2 separate regions of the Homo sapiens genome follow, and region 2 is linked to region 1. Evidence: chromatin loops called from intact Hi-C (ENCODE). Cell type or tissue: heart right ventricle. All regions are shown on one strand. Each heading gives the region's core, and the rest is flanking DNA. Links, peaks and the distances in the headings are about the cores only. Region 1 holds the start of LINC03125 (long intergenic non-protein coding RNA 3125). Region 2 overlaps LINC03125 (long intergenic non-protein coding RNA 3125).

The links. A loop is a pair of places that touch in the nucleus more often than their neighbours do. Peaks named below come from ENCODE experiments on the same cell type or tissue, not always from the same donor. Only the 100,000 strongest peaks of a DNase experiment are listed, where the experiment ranks them.
Region 2: it touches region 1 in a loop (2.0-fold over the local background); 6 of 110 quality-filtered maps call a loop at or near these places.

Annotation. Positions count from the first base shown.
Region 1 is chr20:23,137,540-23,149,539 of GRCh38, forward strand. LINC03125 (long intergenic non-protein coding RNA 3125) reads left to right here and starts at 10,564. Exons shown (of 6, transcript NR_199692.1): 1 at 10,564-10,875. RefSeq lists enhancers at 1-93, 5,573-5,867, 10,013-11,212. In heart right ventricle, for the core only: no CTCF peak of the experiment used is centred there; a DNase peak (open chromatin) is centred at 5,752; H3K27ac peaks cover 3,107 bases.
Region 2 is chr20:23,187,836-23,199,835 of GRCh38, forward strand. LINC03125 (long intergenic non-protein coding RNA 3125) reads left to right here. Exons shown (of 6, transcript NR_199692.1): 6 at 1,948-2,472. Among named protein-coding and RNA genes, the nearest start is that of LINC03125, 46 kb to the left of the region's middle. In heart right ventricle, for the core only: no CTCF peak of the experiment used is centred there; no DNase peak of the experiment used is centred there.

The DNA of each region.
Region 1 (12,000 bases), core at 1,425-9,424:
CTCAGGGCAAAACCAAGGAACATGAAGGTGTTGGGGATGCACCTGGGCCTCAGCCTGGCAAAGAGCCCAAGAAACACCCAGGTAGACTTTGGGAGTGGGAAAGACTCCACCCACGGTCTCCGAGAGAAGGAGGCTAATGGGGCAGGGGGTGAAGACAGGATAAATGAAGGAACGCAAGAAGCCTAAGGGGGAAGGTGGTTTGAGGGCTGAAGCCCAGGTTGAGACTAGAAGGCCAGGCAGAAGCATTCAGATCCCAGGTCCTGTAAATTCTTTCCCACTGGGGAAAGAATTTGTCCTACAGGAAGGCTGAGGAAAGGCTCTGCTGAGTCTATCTTCGCTTTGTTTTTTGCAAGAAAAGTTTTCCTTTTGTGAAAACTTATCATACAGATTGGGCCATTCTTGTCACACCCAACTAAAACACAGTCAAGAATCCAGTGGGGATAGCACCCAGAGCACAATACATTGCTCCAAAAATGTAATTATCTGTAGGCCTAGCAGCTGAAACTGCCTGCAGTAGCCTGAAACCAGTTTTATCTAAGACTCCTGAAATGACCTGCTGCAACTCTCAGACTAGCTTTGCCCATGGCTGTCACTTCCCAATCAGAGCTTGCCAGCTACTCAGAACCTTACTAGTGCTGGTGAAATTTCTCAAAGAGCAATGCATAACATTTCTTCTTTCTATAAAACCTCTGACCTTCTATTTGTTCTTCAGAGAGAGCACTTTTGATTCACGCTGGAAACTCTCTCCATCAGTTTGGTTTGCAAACTGATGTTGACATTAAAGCCCTCTCTTCGACTACCCAGCCATCCTGGTGGTCCTTTGGGTAACACTTGCTTCATGAGGCTGTACAATGGTCTAATAAGAGGGCAGAGGAAATTCATGGTAAGCCCTTTATCCCCAGGGACAGCTCCTGGCAGGACAGGTGCTGGAGGAGGGGGAAGGCTTTCTGTCCTTTTTCATTGCTTATCCCTTTTGTCTTGCCTGCATCTGATGTTGAGTTTGGTTTCTCAGATTAATATTTCTTTCCAGAGTAGCCAAAAAAATCATCTGCCACCGAGTTGGACTGGTTAGAGCACCCTCCCCTTGCATTTTTAATGATCTGACCAAATAATAATAATTCCCAAAGAGTCCTTAGAAATCCAGAGAGGTAGGTTTGCAAAATCAATGTTGAAAATGTCAGAACAGGCTTGCAAAATTCACATTACAAAAATTGCATGCAGCCCCCGCAATCAACTGAAGGCATCTGGCTGTTGCAGACACACCAGCCTCACCTGGCTTACCTCAGGTCTCCAATTTGCCCATCCATTTGCAGGGCTTCTCAAGCTCTCTGGGACCACCCAGCTGAAACAGAAGCACTGTGCTGTCCCCTGGGTAAGGAGGGAAGCCGGGCTGCTAGAATGACAAGGCATGGGAAAAAGGCCTGACTCCTGAAATATTGTTCATTCTCCAAAAGCTGTCTGATCAAGGATTTTCAGATGCATGAAGTCAAAGTTACCTACCCTTTTTCAGGGCAACGATATGGAAATGTAAGTCAAGATAAGCAGAGGAAAGGCAAAGAACTGTGAGGCCTGTGAGGGAGGCCAAAAAACATGCTCTGGCATAAGCCAGCAAGGGCAGCTTCTCAAGAAAAGAAATTCCGGCCCTTGACTCTTATGGACCCATTCTCTTTCTGTTGGCCTTAGACACAGAAACTAAGACACATGTTTAGTCAACGATGAATATATGAACATTAACATCAGACAAGATATTTGAAATTGAAAGTGACCTAGAAAATAAAACTATTGAGTGTATGATCATGTTAGACCCTACCTGCTGAAAAATTCCTTTAACAAGGGGTTGATTAAGTGGCATTTTAGAATTTAGAAAGCACTTCTCAGCTACAAAGATGATTGCTAGTTTCTTACCTAATCACAAAGAGGCACAGACTGGTGTTTTCTCTGTGGCTTTTACAGAGACCATAGTATATTATATACACAGCTCTACACTTAGTTTCTCTCTCTGAGCAAGAGTAGAGGGTTGCCTTGTTCTGTTAACGCTTTGGAGTGAGGTTAGCTTTGTGTGTGTGTAGGATTTATTCAGCTCTGGCCCCAGTCATTGGATAAAGGGTTTGCTATGATAAACATCTGAGCCTACATGCATGTATGGACACGTACAGGAAACGTCCTTACATGGGGACGCGTCAGGCACGTGGTGTTGGCATTCTTTACTTTGTGTGATGCTGCCAATCACCCTCTGTGAAGGTGGTGCTGGTTCACACTGCTCATCCTCACTTCATGGTGTGGGCACACTCCCTGGTGGGTCCCAACCTGCCGGGTGAAGCAGGAGCAACTCACTGCAGTTTTGAGTGCGTTTTTCTCATCTTTCCCTGTGTATAAGAGGCAGTTATTTGAACAATGAGATCACATGGACACAGGAAGGGGAATATCACACTCTGGGGACTGTGGTGGTGTGGGGGGAGGGGGGAGGGATAGCATTGGGAGATATACCTAATGCTAGATGACGAGTTAGTGGGTGCAGTGCACCAGCATGGCACATGTATACATATGTAACTAACCTGCACAATGTGCACATGTACCCTAAAACTTAAAGTATAATAATAAAAATAAATAAATAAATAAATAAATAAATAAATAAAGAGGCAGTTATTTTTCTGTTTCTGTCTCTATCCCTTGTCCATTTGCTGTGGAGTTGTTGATTTTTTAATCATGGATTAATAATAATAACTTGAAATAAAAAAACTAACCCCTTTGAATTTGATATATGATACAAATATATTTCACAGTATCATGTTTTAATTTTTTTAAGTTTTGTTTTATTAATATGTAGATTATTTCTATTTTATATGCAGTTAATGCATTAATTTTTTGGTTTTTATTTCTTGTCCCTTATTCATACTTCTCTTCTTTACCCCAAAATTATTTATTTTTCTAATTCTCCTACATTTCCTTCCAGTAAATTTATGATTTCACCTTTAGGTGAAATAGCATTATACTTAAATGCTATGTTATACCATATATATTTAAATGCTATATTAAAATGTCCATCCTGGACAAAGTCTGGAGCTCCTCAATCTCAGTTTTGTCTTCATGTTTTGCACAAGCTTTCTCTCTTTGTGTCTGGCTTACATTCTGCGTGTTGTTTTGGATGTGTGTGTTCCTCCTGCTTATTTGGACATTGTGAGTTCCATTTCTAGCTCATTTTGTTGTTACTCCTGTAACTCTATCCTTTGATGAGATAATGTACCCGTGATTTAGACAGAATTTTCGAAGCACTGTGCTTTTTCTATTTCCCTCCATCACCTGACCTTAGTTATGTTATTTTTAAAAATTCTTCTGGTGTTTACATCTGTTCTTTAAATATTAATTGATTTTATCAATTTGAATGGATTCCTTTTGGACCCTAGGAACAAGTATGGCATGTCCGAGGTATTCAGCTTATAACCAGGGCTTTCAAGATTACTTGAAAGGAAAACATTCAAAAATGTATTTTAAAAAATTGTTAAACAGGGAAGCATGAGACATTATGATGCAAACAGAGTGACCTAATGTTCTTAGCTAAGCAAGGGAGAGGTCCTCAGGGTCAGGTTTTCCAGGACGCAGTGCTACCCCAGCTTCCCTCCCCGCACCAGAGTGACTTTGGGGGCTGTCAGCCACACCCCACTCTGAGTCGGCCTAAGCTGAGTGTCAAGCATTGTGGACATGGCTGCAGCCAGCGGTCCTGGGTATGTCCCTCTGCTGACCACTTGACACCCAGTCCTGGTGGCTTTGACCGCAGCTTGGTCTTGGAGCTGTCCCCATGGCCCTCAGAGTCTCTGAAGGGAGGAATCCAGGAACACTACAGTAAACCAAAGCCCAGCTCTTTGCGAGGGCTGTGCTTCCATAAGTAAGGCACAGGCTGCGAAGTCCTCACCAGGAGTAGAGGTCCTCAAGAGACCCTCTCTGTCCTTTGTCCAGCCTCCTGGGCATCAGTGCCATCATCTCTGGGGACAGCGTGTATCTGTAGCTGTTCACTTTGTAAGCCTAATGCCCAGCATCTGTCTCCTGGGCATCTGTGTCCTGGGCATTAGGCTTAGAAAAACAAATGACAGGTGCCTCTGGCCTCTTGGGCCTCACAGTGTTTTGAGAACAGACACCTAGATAAGTGACAAAACGTCAAAGCTCCAAAGAGCAGCAGCAGGTGCAGGCAGGGGACCCTGACATAGAGATAGTGACTCTGCTTTCAGGGGGACACTGAAGAGTGTGATCTGAGGGGAGGTGGAGGGCTGAGCAAGCAGAGATTAGGCAGTGTTGGGATGGGGCCATTCCTCCAGCCTCCTGCCCACCATCTCACAACTCCAGTTTTTCCCACTTCCCGGTACCTCCTGTTAAAACCCTTTGAGACGGGACACATGATGAAAGCATTTGCACGGCCTTGGTCAGCTCGGACATCTGCCAAGGCTTGGATTCTCCTTTCATCAAAGCCAATGGATTCTGCACGCAGCTCCCAAGAGCTGGAAACAAAGTGGGAGAACCCTGTCTGGAGCAGTGTATTCATTCATGCGTGCATTCATTCAACGTGCATTTATCAAAGGGCCACTTTGATGTGCTGGAGATATAGGGATGAACAAACCGGACCAAGTCCTCCCCCGCACAGGGCTTGCCTTCTAGTGGGGTGGCAGCCAACATGAAATTAAACACAAGTATACTATCGAGTAGGTAAATGCTATGAACAAAAATGCAAAAAGCCAGATGCTCAAGGGCAGAGGCTGATGTTTTGGGTACGGTGGTTTGGGAAGGCCTCAGGAGCTCACCTTTGAGCACTAGGTGTGGCCAACATGTCGAGGGTAATGGGGTAGGTTTGACTAATCAACCACAAAAGAAGGCCTCTGACAGAACTTAGAGGAAGTAGCAAACGTTGCAGAAGGAACTAAGTTTGTCAAATCACAGCCTGTGTAGTATCTGGTCACAGAGAGAGTGGGTGGGCCAGGCCTGCATGGATCCTTGAGGAGAGGTCTTAGGCCGGCCGACAGCAGTCCAGGAAACATACCAGAGCAGTGCCCCTGGATAGGCTCTGGTCCAGCATGGGCTATGGTCCAACCCGGCCAGGGAAGCCCCCAGCCCCAGGCTGAAGGATGTACAGCAGGCGGCTTTCCTGGAAATGCTGGCTCGATCCAGGTCAGGTGCACGGAGTGAGGCCTAGTGGTGCCGTGAATGCCCACTCCTGCCACCAGCCCAACTCAGTGCAGAGGGGGACCTAGATACATTTGCTAGACAACAGGGTGCCAGGGCATTCTCTTCTCTTCTCATAACATAATATTTCCTGTACTATAGCTTACACTTCAGTAGGTGGCGAAGTCCACGTGAGCTAAGCATTCTGTGCAGTGGTGATTTTTGATGATTTCTGGTAGCAAATTGAGCCAATAAAATGTGACCACCATGAAGGTAAGAAGGTAATCAGGGTCTTTAGAGTCTTGAATGCATGGGTTATGAGCCCCACATTTCGGTCGCCTGTTAAATATCAGGCCTTTCTGGGTGATGGGCTGTCTAATATTCTTTCTTGCCTGTATTTTTCTACATTGTTTGAATTTTATATCTACACATGTATCGTTTAAAAGGGAAGCTCTTTTCCAAAATGCTAACACTCCTGTTTTCATAAGTATGATTTTCATAATCCCAAAGCAGGAAAAGCAGTCATCTCTGTGCTGAGCACTAGGGAAACCTCAGATGACTCAGCCCCATGGAAAGCAAGCCACTTCCTGCCGTGTTAAAGGAGACTGCGCTGACCTTCAAATCCAGCGAGTGGTGACACGGGTCTGTCAGCTAGTGTTAGGGATTGTGTAGTTATTTTTTATGAAGGACACAGGAAGCCAGAGAAAAGAGACATTCAGAAGGGAGAGAATTCTAGAAATTCATCACATTTTGTGGGAATCCTTAAAATAATAAGTTTGCAATAAAACTATTTTGAATCACTGAAAGTTTCACTTGTCTTTGGGATTCTATTATCTGGTAAAACAACAACAAAACAATCTCCTAACATCTTTTATTTCATGAGTTGTAGAACCAAGTTTAGATTTTGTACAAAGTTGTAAATTTGTATAGAAAGCACATGATTTATGGGGATAGGATAATTCCATCCAAACCAAAGGACAGGTAGGCAACAAAAATCTAGAAGCTCTTGGTTTCTTAGCAGCTAGTGATGCTGGAGAAATTTCTATTTCCAAGGAAAGAAGGAAGAAAAAGAGGGGGAGAGTGAGGTGAGGAGGGAAGAAAGAAAGAAGGCAGGAATACAAATGTCTAGATAGATATAATATGTGTGTGTATGCATGTGTTTATTTGTGTGTGTAGGTATTTATGTGTGCAGGTATTTGTGTATGTGTATTTGTGTGTGTATGCATATATTGTGCACCTGTGTGTGTGTGTGTGTGTGTGTGTGTGTGTGTGTCTGTATGCATGCATGTATATTTGTGATGCTGTTCTAAGTCTGGAGAGTCTGCTGCTGCTCCAGTCTGAACCACACACACTTGCCCTCCTTCCCAGGTGAGAAGCTGGCCCTAGCTGCAGGGCTGGCTGAAGAATGGAGAGAGATTTGATTTGTCAGGTTCATGTCAGATGTTGACAAAGTCATCTCTCCTTCTTGTTCACATGAGGTCCATTGTATTTCCAGCCTCCTCACCCTGTGGAAGTCCTGCCTGTCCCAGAGCAGGTTTTGCAGGAACTTACCACACAACTCAGCCCTTCATCAAATTTCAGCACCTGGACAGGTTGCTCTCCCTCTCAAGGCTAATTCAACAGAACTGTTGTCCCTACCATCAGTCAGATTTCAGGTCCTCCAAGGTCCAGTGAGCTTGCTCTGAGAACAGACTGTCTCTGCAGGGCTGCAGGCAAGAAGTGAGGTGAGCTATGTCTTTTCCAGTGAGAGTCACCTGCCTGGGTTCCCCGAGTCGGCCAACACCAGCTCTAGACGACGTAGCGTGGGTCACTTATCTGCCTCCACCTACCCGGAGATGTGCTGGGAAGCACAGTGACCCAGCCACCATGTCAGTTCTCTTTCCTCAAAACAGTGCTGACCACAGCTGGCTCCACAGAACAGATATCCATTGAGATGCTCTGAGGGATGTGTGGAGGGTTTCGGAAAATACACTCTCTCGGGGCTTGGAGGTCTGGCACCCACTCTAGCATGGCTGTGGCTCCAAGGAGAGCCTGGCCTTGCCTGGGAACCTCTGCCATGTCACCCTCTTCCCTGGCACTCCATGAAAGATGCAGCTCTCACAGCTCCCAGATGTTCTCTCAGCAGGAGCTATACAGGTTAGCAGGAGGCAGGAGGCCCAGACTCCTGGACAAGTGTAGGCAGCTCTCTCGGTGGGCTGCTGGGGAAACCCTGCTGGCTGGTGGAAAAGAGTTAAACCTTTAGGACAGAATTACATCCCTTAGATAACCCAATTCTCCCCAGCTTGCAGGGCTGCTCAAGTCAACAAGCTCTCCATACTCAGTGAGCCAAGGATGCCAGATGGCAGGCTGCGGGCACTGATGGGCCAGAGGACCAAGTCAGTGTTACGTGGAGAATGAAAACAGGGAGAATGAATGACAGAGCATGACCGGGCGGGCTGAGGTAAGGCCCAGGAAGGCCCATTTCCACAAAGAGCCACACGGCAAGAAGAAGCCAGCCTGGTGGGGAAAGCAGCCTGTGCAAAAGCTTGGTTTGTCCAAATAAAGAGAAGGAGAATGACACGGCTGCAGTCTTGTGAGCCATGGCAGAGGGAATTAGAGCAGCCACAGCGGGCAGTAAGAGGCCAGGAAAGGGAGGTCAGGACTTCTATCAGTGTTGTGGAGCAAGGCTGCTGGGTCTGAATCAGGAACATGAAATCATCTGACTGGTGGTTTTCAAAGAAAGAGCTTGCTGCCTGCCTGCGGGGAAGGACTGCAGGAGGAGGATGCTGGATGCAAGTAGGGAGGCTTTGCAGCAGGACAATCCAGGGTGACGGCGTGAGGTATGAGGGTCAGAGTTGAGATGGAGTCAGTCTGCAGACTTGGCATGGAAGGCGAGAACTCACAGAGAGAGCACGTGTGCTGTATGTGTCACGCAGGATGGCAACCGCTCCCAGACGGGCACTGATGGAAACAGTGAATCAGAGAAAGGGCTGAAACAGTGCCCTGAAGCCTGGCCAGGCAGGGTCACTGGGAGCACCCTGGTGGGGTGTGCAATTGTATGGTTCATTTGCCCAACACGGCACAATGCACAACAGAGAAAATCAAATCAAACTCCAGACAAGAACACTTTGCTTAAGAAAGCAGATGTGAGAAATGTGCCACTTGTTTGTGAAAGTTTTTCATCAAAACAGCTCTCACAGAGATGGGGGGGTTTGATTTAAATGAGAAATGTGCTTATAAAAAACAGATCTTTGGTGAGTAATGAATAGCTATTATCTTATCTATTTAATTATGTATTTAAACGACATATGAAATTTATTATATTTTCCTAAACAAGTTTGAATTATGTTTTTGATTATCTGAAGTGCAACAAAGTTCATCTGCAATGATTCAGCTGTTTATTCATTCTAATATATGGCCACCTACTACACTGTCTGGCACCTATCGAGAGTTTAACAGATGTTTAATTAATAAGTAAGCATCAGTTGGTGAATAGCAGTGCTATTCCAAGATCTTGAGGAAATATTAGAATCTATAAGATGTGGCTCTTCCTGGACAATCAGGCTGAACTCAGCAATTCTGCCACTTCTCAGAGGCCAAAACCACTCCATGAGAAGGCTCCCTATCAGAGCCAAATCACCTCTGGGCAGAGCCAAGATAAATCCAGTGCAATCTACATGAAGTTGTCTGTTTAGACCACACAGATCTGCACAATCTTCCCTACAGGGCCCTGGTGACATCTGCTGAAATGAATGAAGCAGTCGAATCAAGGGCACCATGCTTCACAGTCACGTTTCTCATCTTTTCGCTGCATGGACTGTTCTGCGGGGACGTGGCGGGTCTCGGGGCTGGGCAGTCTCAGAGGGTCAGGATCTGAGCGCACTATGGATCCGGGGAGAGGGAAGGGTTAAGAATCAGTGAGGAAGGGGCTGGGCAAGGACATTCTACCCACCCCCCACCCCCCGCCAAAAAAAAAAAAAAAAAAACAACTCACAGGAGGCAAATCTTTGGTGTGTATTTGCAAATGCCAAAGAGAAACATAAAAGAATGGTTTTCCTATGGAACACTGAAGAAAAATGTCGATCCTGATCTTTCCTCTGTCTCCTGCTTGCCCCCTGCCCTACGAGGCCAAGCAGCCAAGCAAGTGGTCAACAGGTGGCCTCTCCGAGCAGAACCGTTTCAGATGTTTAAGAGAAATGACATTTTAGGAGTGGAGCAATGAGCTCAACTTTCTGTGACAAACTTCAGGGGTACTTGTTTAAAAGCATGTTATTTGTGCTTCACCCACAAAGGTTCCAATTTGGAAGAGCTGAACTGGGCCCAGGAATGTATATCCTTTGTGTGTCCAGGAGGAGGTGTGGGTGGAGATAAGCAGCTCCTTGACCACACTTCAAGCAACAACTGGGGTGTGATTCTGAGGCATGTCTTCTCCTCCTCCATTGACTTTCTCCTCTCCAAAGGGTTATCACTGGTGTGACCAGCTCCTCCAGAGGTACCTAAGGTGATCTCATAGCAAAGACCCACGCCCTGGACCCATCCTGCTAGTGATGAATCTGAAGGTTCTGAAGGTTCTGTGCATAACCATGTGGAGCCTGAGTGCACAGGGGCCCAGAGCTATCCTGATTTCTAATCTGGAGCTCTTTTGTCTCTACCAAACTGCTTCTTTATTGAAACTTTACATCCTGAGGGGTTCACTGAATAACAGCGACCCCAAGGCACCTAGAAACAAGCAATGTCATGTTTCTGTACTTGGATTAGAAAACAGGAAGGGAAGGCAGGAGAGTGTGTGGTGTATCTTAGAAAAACTTTTTAAACGTGATACAATCTGAGGAAAATTTGCATTGATGCCAGTAGAGGGCTAGATAGCTTTAAAATTGATCATTTAAATGTATTGACGTAGAAACGTATTCACAATATACTTTAAATGGAAAGCTGTGTTAGGGTCAAGTCTTACAATGCGATTCCACGGTTGCACTGCCACACACACACACTTACATATGTGCCCAGAAAAGCATTGGAAGTAAACCACGTCCTCCTGTTAATAGCAATTGTTTCTGGGTGGTGGAGTTTAGGGGAACTGATGCACTTTTTTCTTTGGTTTTGCCCATCTGTACTGTAACTTTCCCCGAACAAATGTGCATCACTTGTGTCATAATTTACTTTTTTTAAATACATGGAAACAACCACAGTCTGTATTTATTCTCTGGTTAAAGTGCTAAGCCTTGTAATCTAGAATATTCATCTGTCCGAGACTGTACCCTGGGACTCATCTCACGATGAGACATTTGGCCTCCTCCCCAACTCAGTTTCAGAATTCATCTGCTGGATTTCTGAGTCCCACTGAGTGATTAATGTCACACGGGTGACAAGGCATGACTCATAGGCACCAAGAAAGCAGCAGCAGTGTGTGCAGGCCGGGAAGTTGCCACAGCCCTCACTCAGGGCTTCATGCACGCCAGGGCAGTCCTGGGTCAATGGTCTCTTTCCCCTCCTCCTGTTGGATAGATGAAGAGGCCTGAGCAGGAAGGTGGTGGTTCCGTGGGGAATCTTCAGTGACTGGAGTATGTTGTAAGGATGGTGAATCGTCACTTGGCCAGCCAGGGTTTGGCAGTCAAGACAGAGAGCAGTGTCTGGGCCCACAGCATGAGAGACTGCTGGACTTCAGTCTTCGGAGCAGGCAAGAACGGGGAGCTTCTGTGGATTTCTATTCCTGTCGCCTGTCACTGTGAACAGTGCCCAGTACTGCTGGTCAGTAAATGTTTGCTAAAATACTGAGCAACCAAGGAAGTGACTTCAGTTGAACTCTGTACCTGTTGTGTTCACTTCCTTTGCAACATGCGTGACTAATGGTTACTCCTTCTCTTGAATGCTTCCAGAAGAGTAGCACTCACCACCTCATGAGGAAAGGCACTGCAACTTTGGTCAATGATATCTGTTAGAAAGATCTTTTCCTATATTTAGAAGAGTGATTCTCATACCTGAGCATGTATGAGAATCAGTGGGTTTGAGGTGGGCCCAAGAATTTCCCTTTCTAACAAGTTCCCAGAAGATGCTGATGTGGCAGCTTCTAGCACAGTGCTTGGAAATCCATGAGTTTTCAAGAGGACAATCTAAAGTGTTCCTTTGTTTTCCTTTACTTCCCCTCATTCTCAAATCCTATGGGGATGACACAGAGAACCACAAACAAAACAACACACACACACACACACACACACACACATACACACACAGAGCACCCTTGTCCCTAGCTTTATCCTCTGGGATACACAGGACAAGCTCCTCCCTGTTCTATGTGCAACTTTTAAAATATGTGCAACTTTTAAAATACGTGGATGTGGCTTTCACATCTTCTTAGTCCCTCTTTAGCAGATTTTTTACAAAACAAATAAGCCAGGAAACCATGGTCTGAAAGGATTCCTGCTCTGGTGAGATCCAAGACCCACAGCGAGGGCGAAGACAGAGGTCTTGCTGCAGCCCCGGCTTCCTCCACATGGAGGTCCCAGGAAGACGGCATAAGCCATTGCCTCGATAATAACCTGCTTGCTAACTTCCAGCCAGTGCTTCCACATTTTCATGACTTCCAAAGGTTCAGATGAGGATGGTAGTTGTGAGTTTGGGATGAAGTCTTCTGAGCGACTCCTATGGCCCAGCCACAGGGACCTGGGGCTGGAGAGAGAGGACCATCCCAGGCTGCAGCAGCCAACACCTGTGTGGAGGTGCAGGCCCGTGGCCCCCAGCTGTGGTGGACACAGCTGTGCTTCCTGATAGCACCCTTCCCTGCACCTACACCGTGACATCCTCCTCCTCAGCCTGAGTGCAGGCACCACCTGAAGGGTATTTGGGGGAGGGCACCAGTGTCCCCAAGGTAGGAGC
Region 2 (12,000 bases), core at 2,555-10,554, 51 kb after region 1:
AGCAGATGGGCAGTGAGATCTGGGACCGGTATAGAACCACAGCTGCCACAACTGCCCATGGCTCCCTCCCTTCTTTGACGTCAGAGTGAGCAGGGCGGTTTCTGCTGCCTTCGCATTCCAGCCCCACACACCTCCCTGCAGCCTGGCACTGGAAACTGCTGAGCCATGCAGGGCAGCCTGGTGGCGGCTAGGACACTTCTGCAGAGGACCTGGAGTTGGGCTGCTCCCGGGGCTCCCATCTCTTGCTGGGTCTGTTTTCAGGTGCACCCTCCTCCTCCAGGAGGCAGGGGCAAGACCAGCTTCAGCCCTTCTTGCTCTCCATGGTCTGTATATGGACAGGGTGTGGGCCCGGGGAGACAGTTGTGTGGTGTGTGCATTGTGTGTGTGGGGGGGGTTGTCTGTGTGTCTGTGAATATTTGTGTGATATGTGTGTAGTATGCTCATGTGTCATGACTCTGTGAGGGTGTGATGGAAGAGTGTGTGTAAGAGAGAAGTTTGAGTGTGTGTGGTGTGTGCATCTGGTGTCTGTGGGTGATGTTTGTGTACATAGTGTCTGTGTGTGTGATGTCGGTGTGTTGTGTGGGTTTGTGTGTGTATATAGTGTCTGTGTGTGTGATGTCAGCGTGTTGTGTAAGGATTTATGTGTGTGTGTGGTGTCTGTGTTTGTGATGTTGGTGTGTTGTGTGTGGGTCTATGTTTGTGTGTGATGTTGGTGTGTGTGATATCAGTGTGTTGTGTGTGGGTTTATGTGTGTGTGTGTGATGTCTGTGTCTGATGGTGTGTTTTGTGTGGGATTGTGTGTGTGTGTGTGGTGTCTGTGTGTGTGATGTCAGTGTGTTGTGTGTGGGTTTATGTGTGTGATGTCGGTGTGTGTGATGTCAGTGTGTTGTGTGTGGGTTGATATGTGTATGTGTGATGTTGGTGTGTTGTGTGTGCATTTATGTGTGTGTGGTGTCTGTGTGTGTGATGTCAGTGTGTTGTGTGTGGGTGTATATTTGTGCATCATGTCAGTGTGTGTGATGTCAGTGTGTTGTGTGTGGGTTTATGTGTGTGTCTGATTTTGGTGTGTTGTGTATGGGTTTATGTGTGTGTGGTGACTGTGTGTGATGTTGGTGTGTTGTGTGGGTTTATGTGTGTGGTGTCTGTGTGTATGATGTCAGTGTGTTGTGTAGGTTTATGTGTATGTGATGTTGGTGTGTGTAATGTCAGTGTGTTGTGTGTGGGTTTATATGTGTTTGTGTGATATTGGTGTGTTGTGTGTGGGTTTATGAGTGTGCATGGTGTCTGTGTGATGTTGGTGTGTTGTGTGGGTTTGTGTGTGTGGATGTGGTTTCTGCCTATGGGAGGAGGTTTGCTCACAGATGGAGGAGAAGGAGCTCTATAGGCAAAGATCCCAGGGCCGTGGAGGAGGAGACACAGTCCTGAGAACTCCTTCCTCTGAATCAGAAGGACAGGAAAGGTGGGATTTTAAAGGAACAGAGAACCCTGGTGGGAGAGGTGAATCTGAGCTCCTCGGGCCATCGGGTGTCCTGTGGAGCAGAGGCAGGCCCGTGAGGGTGATTTTCAGAATGCTGCCTGCTTCTGAGAGTGAGATGAAGACCCTCTGGGGTCCCGTTGATGTCACCAATGTCGCCTGTCTTGAGGCATCTCTGGTCCAGACCTGGCTGGGAGAGAGAGCTATGGGTGGAGATGCACTGGGTGGGTGCTGGTGGGAGGGGAGGGCTGGCTTTTCCTCAGCCCCCAGACTTAGAGAAGATCACACGCAAGAGCTTGGAAGTCCTGGGAGGAAGTATGATCCCGAATCCTGGCACACTTGATCATGCGTGACAGGGACTTAAGAAAGCCCCTAATTATAGCCGTGTGGGGTTTGTCTCCCTTCTGAAGCTTGGCGCCCGTGTGCTCAAGGCAAGGGCGTGACCAAGGTAAGAGACCCCTTCTCTCCCTTAGGCAGAAGTCCTAGCAGAGTATGCCCACGCTGGTTAGTGCTGCTGCAAAGATGAGCCGAAGACCATGAGAGACCTCCAGGTGGTCCTTCTGGGGAGAAGAAATGGGTTTTGGCCCCAAATCCTTCTGCTGCATTTTTCCCCTATCCCTGGGAAGCCATGAGACCTCAAACCTGTGTTCCCAAGGAGGCGAGCTGCTGTTCCCAGGTGATGATATGATGTGCTTGGGGAAAGTAAGTGGCTGCCAGACATGGCTGAGAGCTGTTGTCACTGCCGTCAAGTGCATGTCTCCAAGCCATATCACACGGCGTCCCTCGATGTGAGGCCACATGGCAAGTGGGCCGTGGATCTCCCTCTGCCCTTTGCAAGCACGTAAGACAGCAGATTTTGCAGATACCTTGTGGCGCAGGGGAATTTCCTTTGGCCAGGTCTGAAGAAATAAAGCAGCAGGCACCGAGAACAAAGCCAAGGCTTTCAAAAGACAAGGAGCCAAAAAACTTACTCAAAATAAAAGTAGTTTTAAAATGTCTCTGCCATTGGTAGTCTCATTTTCTTTTTAATGTAGGAAATAGTCAAGTATTAAAATGACCAAAATGAAACAAGTGCCTCATGGACTGAGAAGGAAGGAGGAAGATAAAAAATGAAACCAGGACAGAGAAGAGAGGGAGGTTCTGGGTGTATTTGCTTTGGGATTACATGTGCGCATGTCTTGTTTTTCCCTTTTATATCTCCCTCATCTGAAATATGTAGCAAAGAAAAATTTAAGCTGTAAGAGGGAAACTTTTTCCAAACAGTGAAGTTTACCAAACTGTGGCCTGAGATCTATATTCACATTCTAAAAAACCATGCCCAATTCCCCACGCTAACAGCAGCTCCAGACCAAAGAGCAGCTCTTGTCTTGACCAAAGTGAATAACTATCTTAACACGAGGTGACTAGAAACCATCTGTCTTGAGACCAGAGAGGAGACCTGTGGTCAGTGACGCTGTTCAGCAAATACTTGCCATTCCTGACCTCCAGGCTCAAGGAGGGATTGGCCACCCTGGTCCCCTAGGAAGATGGGGCCATGTGCTGGCTCTGGACAATGGTCATGATGGAAATGGCATCTGCTCTTGCAGGCCAAAGAGTTTAATTGCCTCCAGAGCTCTCCTTCCCTCTGCAACAGTGACCTACAATGTCCAGGTAGCAGTCCTTCCATCACCTTGAATCTCAGAGTAAGAATGACATGGAGTAGAGCCCCCCAGGTAAGCTGTATTGAACATGTAACATGTAGATGAAATCAACTGTTGTTTAAATTCACTAAGTGTGAATTACATAGCACAACTATACTTATCTTAATTGACACAAGATGAGTTTGTTTCTTAGCTGACCAATAGCAAAAATCCAATAAACAGATGAATAAATTAATAAATAGATGGATGAATGGATGGATGGATGGATGGATCAGTGGATGGGTGGGTGGATAGATGGAGCTGTTAGATATGGCTCTTTGTTTATAAATCTCAACCACAAACTTTGTCACTTCTCCAGAATAAAACTCCTACATGGTAGGGACTCTGTGAATGTTATTAAAATGAGAGAGCTATTAGAAGCCAAGAGATGAGGCTGATTTTTACCTCTGGCTTTAGAATATTTGGTGCCACTGTGTATAAGCTTTACCCACCATTGACAAAAAGGGACCCACTATGGACACCTCAGGAAGTTCTTCAGCCTGCAGGCACTTCTGTTCCGGGTAGGGATTCAGGTTATCTAAACTCCAACCAAGTGTGACCAATAACTCTTGTTGCTCCTATAGCCTCAGCAAGAACACAAGCAAATATGCTCTCATTTTTGATAAAAAGCATGTCTATGATTGTTGATGTGCAAATATAAAGAGCCAAGCATGGAGAAAGAAGAACAAGAGTTAAAACATACCTCAGTGACCACCACCAGCCCTTACATACCTGCCCTGTCCTGGTCCCCTTCTCCAGGTGCCCTCTTCAAAGTATCCCAAACCAGAGAAACAATATAACCAGTGACCATCAGGGAGATTTCAGTTCCAGACCTAGGACCTGCAATGAATTTCAGGGGAAAAGTGCTTTCCTTTTTTATCATCTACTCAGAGGATGTTGACTGACAGCTAAAACTACTCAAAGGGTACAAAATTCAGCCTTATGGTTTCAAGAATAGTCAACCCTGCATGTGAAATCATCAGAGAATGGAGATTTGCCCCCTGTCCAGGCAGGCTCTTAAATTTGCAGTTCAGATATAAAAAAAAGGTCTCACTTGTTTACTTATCTGTTTTGCATATATTTTTTATTTTCTGTTGAGTATGATATTTGATATAAAAAAAAAAAAACTTTTTAGCTGAGGATGGCTTCTGGGGTTAGCCAGTTCTTAGAGACAGCAGAAGACTCAGCTGGGAGCATGCCTTTGATGCACCAACTAACCCATCCAGAGCCATTCCCTTCTATCTGGCCTGTACATCTCAAAAGGCAATATTCCTCTACCTTGACAAGCCCAGGGCCAGCTACCAGGCAACTAGAGACCACCAAAAGCCCCCTAAAATTATTCCAATTGGCCAATTCTAAATTGTTCACACTGCCCTGTTTTGCCTTTTCCATCGAAACCAAAATAAGGACTGAGGTCCAAGCTGTCCCTAGCTCCTGTCTTCTGCCATCTGACCAAAGCTTGGTGCTTCCAATGTGGCCCTGAGTTGTATGTGGTGGCCTCCTCTCTGGAACTGTGCGTGTAGTCAACTTTGTCTTTCTCACGTCTCCTTGGTGGTGGCATCTGACTGATTATCTCATAAAGAAACACAAAACATTACTGTTTCTGTTTCTGATCTTTAAAGCCAATGAGAATAGACATGCCCAGTGCTGCTGGGCAGGGCAACAGGCGCTCAGCACTGCTGTGGGAAAATGAACTCCTGCAATCTTTCTGGAGGGCAAACATCAACAAGGCTTGCCAACCTTTAACATGTGCACACACTGCCTCCCAGCCACTCCAATTCTAGGAATTTATCCTAAGAAGATAATGAGTTAATTGCAAATATGAATATCCAAAAGTGTTTATCACTGTTTAACATAGAATCATGAAAATTTGGAAACAACTACCATGGACTATGGTAGGGGATGGAATAAATAAACTTTGATGCCATATGCAGTAGAATGCATAAAACCTGCATTTGAAAAAAGTATTGTGTGCCACGAGAAAATACTGTATGATAAAGATCTTTTAAGGCTCTATGACATTTTCTGTATGATTCCGTTTAATTGTGTAAGTCTGTATATAAACAATGCTATTAACATCAACATGCTCTGTGGTGGGTTATAGGAGATTTTTATTCACGTCTCAGTACTCTTCTGTATTTTCAAATTCTTGACTGTAAAAATCTACTTCTCTAGAATAAGAAGAAAAAATCTATAATTTTTTAATTGATGGGGAAACAAACCTTGAATGATAGGAACCAACAGTTTTGTCAGTTATTCATAATTAATGCTATCAGTATTTAGTAGTTCTCTTCAAGCATGCAGGTTTACAAAACACCACTGGTTTATCATCTTGTGAATCAAGACCCATTTTCTTGAGTATAGAGGCTCTGGCATGGTGAAAACACTGAACACTTAATTCACAAGAGCTCAAGCAAGACTTGGCAAAAAAAGAAAAAAAAATCAAATCATTTTATGGATAAAGAACAAAGCCAAGGTGGAGATGGCCCCTTTCTCTTCTTTGTTAAAACTGATCATTGATCATTGATGGAACATGGAACTTGGGGTTTGGGGGGATTTGTTTGTTTGTTATTTGTGGTGGGGAAAAAAGTTTTCAAAATAGGCTTTGGCATAGCCCTGCCTGGGGTCAGGCTGAACTGTAAAAGCATTTCTATGATTGTTGAGCTCACTCAGTAGACTGAGTGTGAAGGGCTCTAGATCCCAAGACGGTCCAGAGAAGTCGTCGTGCATATGTAGGCAGCTCACACACCTCTGACTTCATGCAGCGATAATTAGCTCCTAAACTCAGTTTCAATTTGTTCACGCAACTCTTACCACTCCCAACCTCCACTCATCAAAGATCTGGGCTGGGTGTACTCAGTGGTGTTAATTTGGTGTCATTTATGTTCAGACATTAAGCAACGCTTATGGGATAAACTAAAATCTTGTCCCTCCCTGGGCTGTTGGCAGAGTAGCCCACACAATCAGCACATCTCATTGCCAACTGGCACCAGCTGCTGGACCCCTGCTTCTGGGTGATAAACACTGAAGAATGTGAACGTTACACCAGGAACACTTGTCATTCACTAGCTTCTGGCAGGAGCCAGTAGAATCCCTTCAAACCCCTTCCTGCATAACCCTTAAGCTACTTATCTCCTGGGCCACATCAGGTGATGTCATCAGATGTAGACGTGTATTTACAAGTTCATTACCCAAGACTTTGAAACTGTCTCCACCCCCATTCCCAAAATGAAGATGTTAACGTCCTCTTAGGAGAAAATGGAGAAGTGGCTTTCTCCAAAAGTCATTCTTACCCAGAAGACTATTGGGGGTAAACATTCAGGCCAGACCGAAGGTACTGTTGTCTTATGCTTTGATTTGGTTTGTTTTTCCTGTTTTCTGGTCAATTCCTGTGGCTCTTTTTCCTGGGGCCTGGCTTTGGAGGCAAGCCCAGGTCCATGACCTCCAGACCATGCAATCAAGCATGACTGGGATCTTCACTAAGAGGAGGCTGGAACCTGAGAGAGGTGCCTTCCATGAAGCTGGGAGAGCCCCACCAGCACTGGGCCATGGCTGTGGAGTTTGTGGAGACTGCCATCAATGAGATAATAATAATAAAGACACACTCAAATCTAAGTGGATAAAAGGCTTAGGCTGTATCCAGCTTTCTTTTAAGCACTTTACATAATTCATCTCATTTAAGGCTCCAAATAACATCATTGAAGACAAGATTGTATTCTAGACCCACACAATTTAGAGGATAGACAGAACCCAGGAACTTTCAAAATACCAGGGAAATGTCTTTTAAAGAGGCAGAGGCAGCTCCTAAAAAATATTCGATTCCCATACCTGTGAGACCTATGCAAGCACATTGGAAAAATGATATGCAATATAATACTTATTATATTGGTATTGTGGGGATTGTTGTTATAGTCATGTTATAGAAAACTAGCTCAACATAATAAAGGTTATATATAAAAAACCCACAGTTAACATCATATTCAATGGTGAAAGACTGAAATATTTTCCTGTAAGATCAGGTAGAAGAAAAGGATGCCCATTTTCACCACTTTTTCTCAACATTGTATGGGAAGACTGAGCCAGAGCAATGAATCAAGAAAAATAAATAAAAAGACATCCAAATGGCAAAATAGAAGTAAAATTATCTCTGCTCACAGATGACATGATCTTTTATGTAGAAAATCCTTTAGATCACATACATACACACAAACACACACACACACACACTCACACTTTAGTACCTTGAAGTGTTTCCAGTTCCTTCAAATAAAGTTAGGTTGTTGATGTCAGATCTTCTGTTTTAATGTGTTAACAGCTATAAATGTTTTTAAGTTAAAAATAAAAAAATGAATTCAGCAGGATAGAAAATTCAGAAAGTTGCAGGATTCAAAATTAACATGCAAAAATTAGTTCCATTTCTATACATTAACAATGAATAATCTGAAAAGGAAATTAAGAAAACAATCCCATTGACAATAGCATCAGAATAAATATTTTATTCTAAGAATAAAATACTTAGAAGCAAACATAAGGAGGTAAAAGATTTGTACACTGAAAGCTAAAAAAAAATTGCTGAAAGATATTTAAAGTATAAGTAAATGAAAGAAAAGTTCTGTGTTCATGAATTGGAAAACTTAATATTGCTAAGAAGTCAGTACTACCCAAAATGATCTACCAATTCAATAAAATCCCTGTAAAGATCCTAGTGACTTTTTGTGCACAAGTACAAAAATCTATTCTAAAATTATATGAATCTCAAAGGACCTCAAATAACCAGAGCAATCTTTAAAAAGAGGAACAAAACTGAAAGTCTTTCACTTCTTGATTTCAAAACTTACTACAAAACTGCAGTAATCAGGACCTCTACCTTTCACCATATACAGTCACCAACTCAAGATGGAGAGAAGATGTACATGTAAGACCTCAAACTAGAAGAATCCTAGAAGAAAACCTAGGAAACACCATTTTGGACATCGGCCTTGGGAAAGAATTTGTGACTAAGTCCTCAAAAGCAATTGCAACAAAAACAAAAAATGACAAGTGGGACCTAATTAAACTAAAGAACTTCTGCATAGCAAAAGAAACTGTCAACAGACAGCCTCCACAGTGGGAGGATATATTCACAAACTATGCATCTGACAAAGGTCTAGTATCTAGAATCTATAAAGAATTTAAGCAATTGAACAAGCAAAAAAAGACCCCATTAAGAGGTGGGCAAAAAACATGAACAGGCAAATTTTAAACAAAGACATATAAGCAGCCAATAAACATATGAAAAAGATGGTCATTGTCACTAATAATCAGAGAAATGGAAATCAAACCATAATGAGATACTATCTCACACCAGTCAGAATGACTTTTGTTAAAAAGTCAAAAAACACTGGGCAAGGTGGCTCACGCCTATAATCCCAACACTTTGAGATGCCAAGATGGGTGGATCACCTGAGGCCAGGAGTTAAAGAGCAGCCTGGCCAACATGGTGAAACCCTGTCTCTACTAAAAATACAAAAATTAGCCAGGGCTGGTGGCAGGCATCTGTAATCTCTCAGCCACCAGAGAGGCTGAGGCACGAGAATCATTTGAACCTGGGAGGCAGAGGCTGCAGTAAGCTGAGATTGTGCCACTGCATGCCAGCCTGGGCAACAGAGCAAAACTCTTTCTAAAAAAAAAAAAGTCAAAAAAAATATCAGATGCTGGTGAGGCTACAGAGAAAAGGGAGCACCTATACACTGTTGGTGGGGATGTCAATTAGTTCAGCCACTGTGGAAAGCAGTCTAGAGATTTCTCAAAGAACTTAAAATAGAACTGCCATTGGACCCAGCAATCCCATTACTGGGTATATACCCAAAAGAAAGCTAATTGTTCCACCAATAAGAGACACACGCACACACACACACACACACACACACACTTGTTCATTGGAGCACTATGCACAAGAGCAAAGATATAGAATCAACCTAGGTTCCAATCAACAGTGGATTGGATAAAGAAAATATGGTACATATACATCATAGAATACTACACAGCCAGTAAAAAGAATGAAATCATGTCCTTTGCAGCAATATGGATGCAGCTGGAGGCCATTATCCTAAGTAAATTAACACAGACACTGAAAACCAAATACTGCATGTTTTCATTTATAAGTGGGATGTAAATATCAGGACCTCATGGATATAAAGACAGCAACAATAGACACTGGGGACTACTAGAGAAAGGGGAGAGGTGGGTACGGGTTAAGAAAGTAACTTATGAGTGCTATTCTCAGTACCTGGGTGATGGGATCATTTACCATACCCCAAACCTCAGCATCACACAATAGAACCAGGTAAAAAATCTGTACATGTACCCCTGAATCTAAAATAAAAGTTGAAAAAACAAACTACAGTAATCAAAACATTGTACTTACATAAAGACAGACATACAGAATAATGGGATAGAATACAGAGTTCAGGTTTAAATTCTCACATATATGGTCAAATAATTTTGAATGAGGGTACCAAAACCATTCAACAAGGGTAAGGACAGTCTTTTTAACAAATGGCACTGGAAAAACACAATATTCACATGTAAAAGAACGAAGTTGAACCCCTACCTTAACTATATACAAAAATTAACTCAAAATGGATTAAAGACCTAAATGTAATTACTAAAACTATAAAACTCTTAGAAGAAAACATAGAGGAAACCTTCACATCATTGGATTTGGCAATGATTTATGGATATAGCAGTAAAAGCACAAACGACAAAAGAAAAAATCGATAAATTGGAATACTTCAAAATTTAAAAATGTTGTGCACCAAAGGACACTGTCAACAGAGTAAAAGCAATCCACAAAATGGAAGAAAATATTTGCAAATCCATATATCCAATAAGAGATTAATAGCCAGAATTTCTACAGATTTCACAACTGAAAAAAATGAAAACGAAAACAACCGGATTAAAACATTAGCAAAGGACTTGAGCAGACATTTCTCCAAAAAATATATACCAATTAACTTTATGGGATTTTTCCATCTTGGTAAGAACAGGCACTATTCACAGCTCTGAGTAAGCTTGGGGCATTGCTCAATCTAAATCTTTCAGATGCTTCTTTCCCCAGCCTTCAACAGAACCCATTAACAATTTGCTGAATATTTGAGGGGGACCCTCGGCATATCTTCAGAGCTCTCTTGCCCACTGTCTCCATGCACGTGTCTCCTCTTTGGTACTCATCCTATCAGTTCTAGTCAGTGGGTTCTCCCTGGACTCTCCACTCTGTGTCTTCAACTCAGAGTCTGCCAGGCTCCAGCTGGCTTCTCCTTCCTTGTATGTATTCTTTTTGCTTTTACAGAGAAATAAAGTGTCACATAATGCTAAGGTAAACAAAAACCCACCTTTCCAGTGCCATTTGTTAAACAGACTGTCCTTACTCTTGCCTGGAAACTCTCAAAGCAGTAACTGGGGCAATCATATGAGTTGCCTCATTTCTTCCCTGTCTCTCAGGGCTCCCTGTCCTCCATTGCCTGATGCTCCTTGTCTTGAAACTGTCATTTTATGTATTTGGTCTAGCTTTTTGGTTTTGTTTTGTTTTGTTTTGTTTTCAGGTGGGAATATAAATCCAGTCCCTGTTACTCCATCTTGCACAGAAACAGAGTTCTGCCCATGAATCTTTAAATTATGATTAAAAACAATCTTTCCTAAGGAAAGGAAGTAATTTTGGTGAGAGCTTTTCTTCCCCAGCGACATTTCAAAAGAAATGTGTGGCCAAGCATGTAACGGGATCTCCTCATGGGGAACTCTATCTCTGCTTGGTACCCGAGGAGAGGATCTGTGGCATGAAAGCAAAGCTATCTCTAAGTTGATGCTGCAGGAAGCAGAATCTCCCCAAGAACCAGAGGAGGCAGCCCCAATGTTCAAAAAAGCTCACCACCCATATGTGACCTCTCTTAGTTCCCATGCAGGAAACTGCTTCCACTGGATGGAGAAGATAAAGCCTTTAATCAGCAAGAGGTGGCAGATCATTCATTCATCCCTGCAAACCTGGGGTTAAATCACAGCTCATCCTTGGAGACAACTGAATCCAATCTTTTTGCTTTTACAGATAAATAAAATGTCACATAATGCTAAGGTAAACAAACACCTACATATCATGAGGTCAACATTTCCAGTGAGCCCTAGGGGTTATAGCAGTGGCTGAGAGGATTTTACAGAAGACAGGGAGGCCAGAGGGAAGACAGAGAGGACTCCAGGCCCATTCCTCCTTCAGTCAAAGCCGTTTATTTTATATGTGAAGAAGATTTCATCTGAAAAATCATGGATTTGATCCAACCGCTGCAATTTTCAGATGAAGAAGAAAAATCTGTAAAAGACTTACCCAGGGTCAGGCAGGAAGTTTAACATGCAGCCTGTGATCAGAACCCCGATCTCTTGCACCTCTGTGTGATACTTTTACATCTGGGTCACAGAAGGATGCTGGTGAATGGAACAGAGGCCACAGGGGTGGAAATCCCTGATTCCTAAGGCAAGATAATGCAGACTTCACAGACTTGTCATGAGGAACCAAGAAGCAGATGAATGCAGAATGCTTTGTGAAGAGTAAGAAGCAGCACAAACCCCAGGAATTTACAACAACTGTTCTTACCTACCAGACCACTGCCACCCAACTGGGCTGACAATTCCAAGCAGGCTGCTTCTCAATCCAGCATGGCACAGGACACCGACAGCCCCACCGGGGCATTTTAAATTTTGTCTTGATAATGGTTTTCTTCACAGCAGTTTGATCTGGGGATAACTCTGTCTACCATATGACTTCAAAGAAGCTATGCATGACCTGCAAGCTGAGTCCTTCCCAAGGTTGTGCTTGCAAGG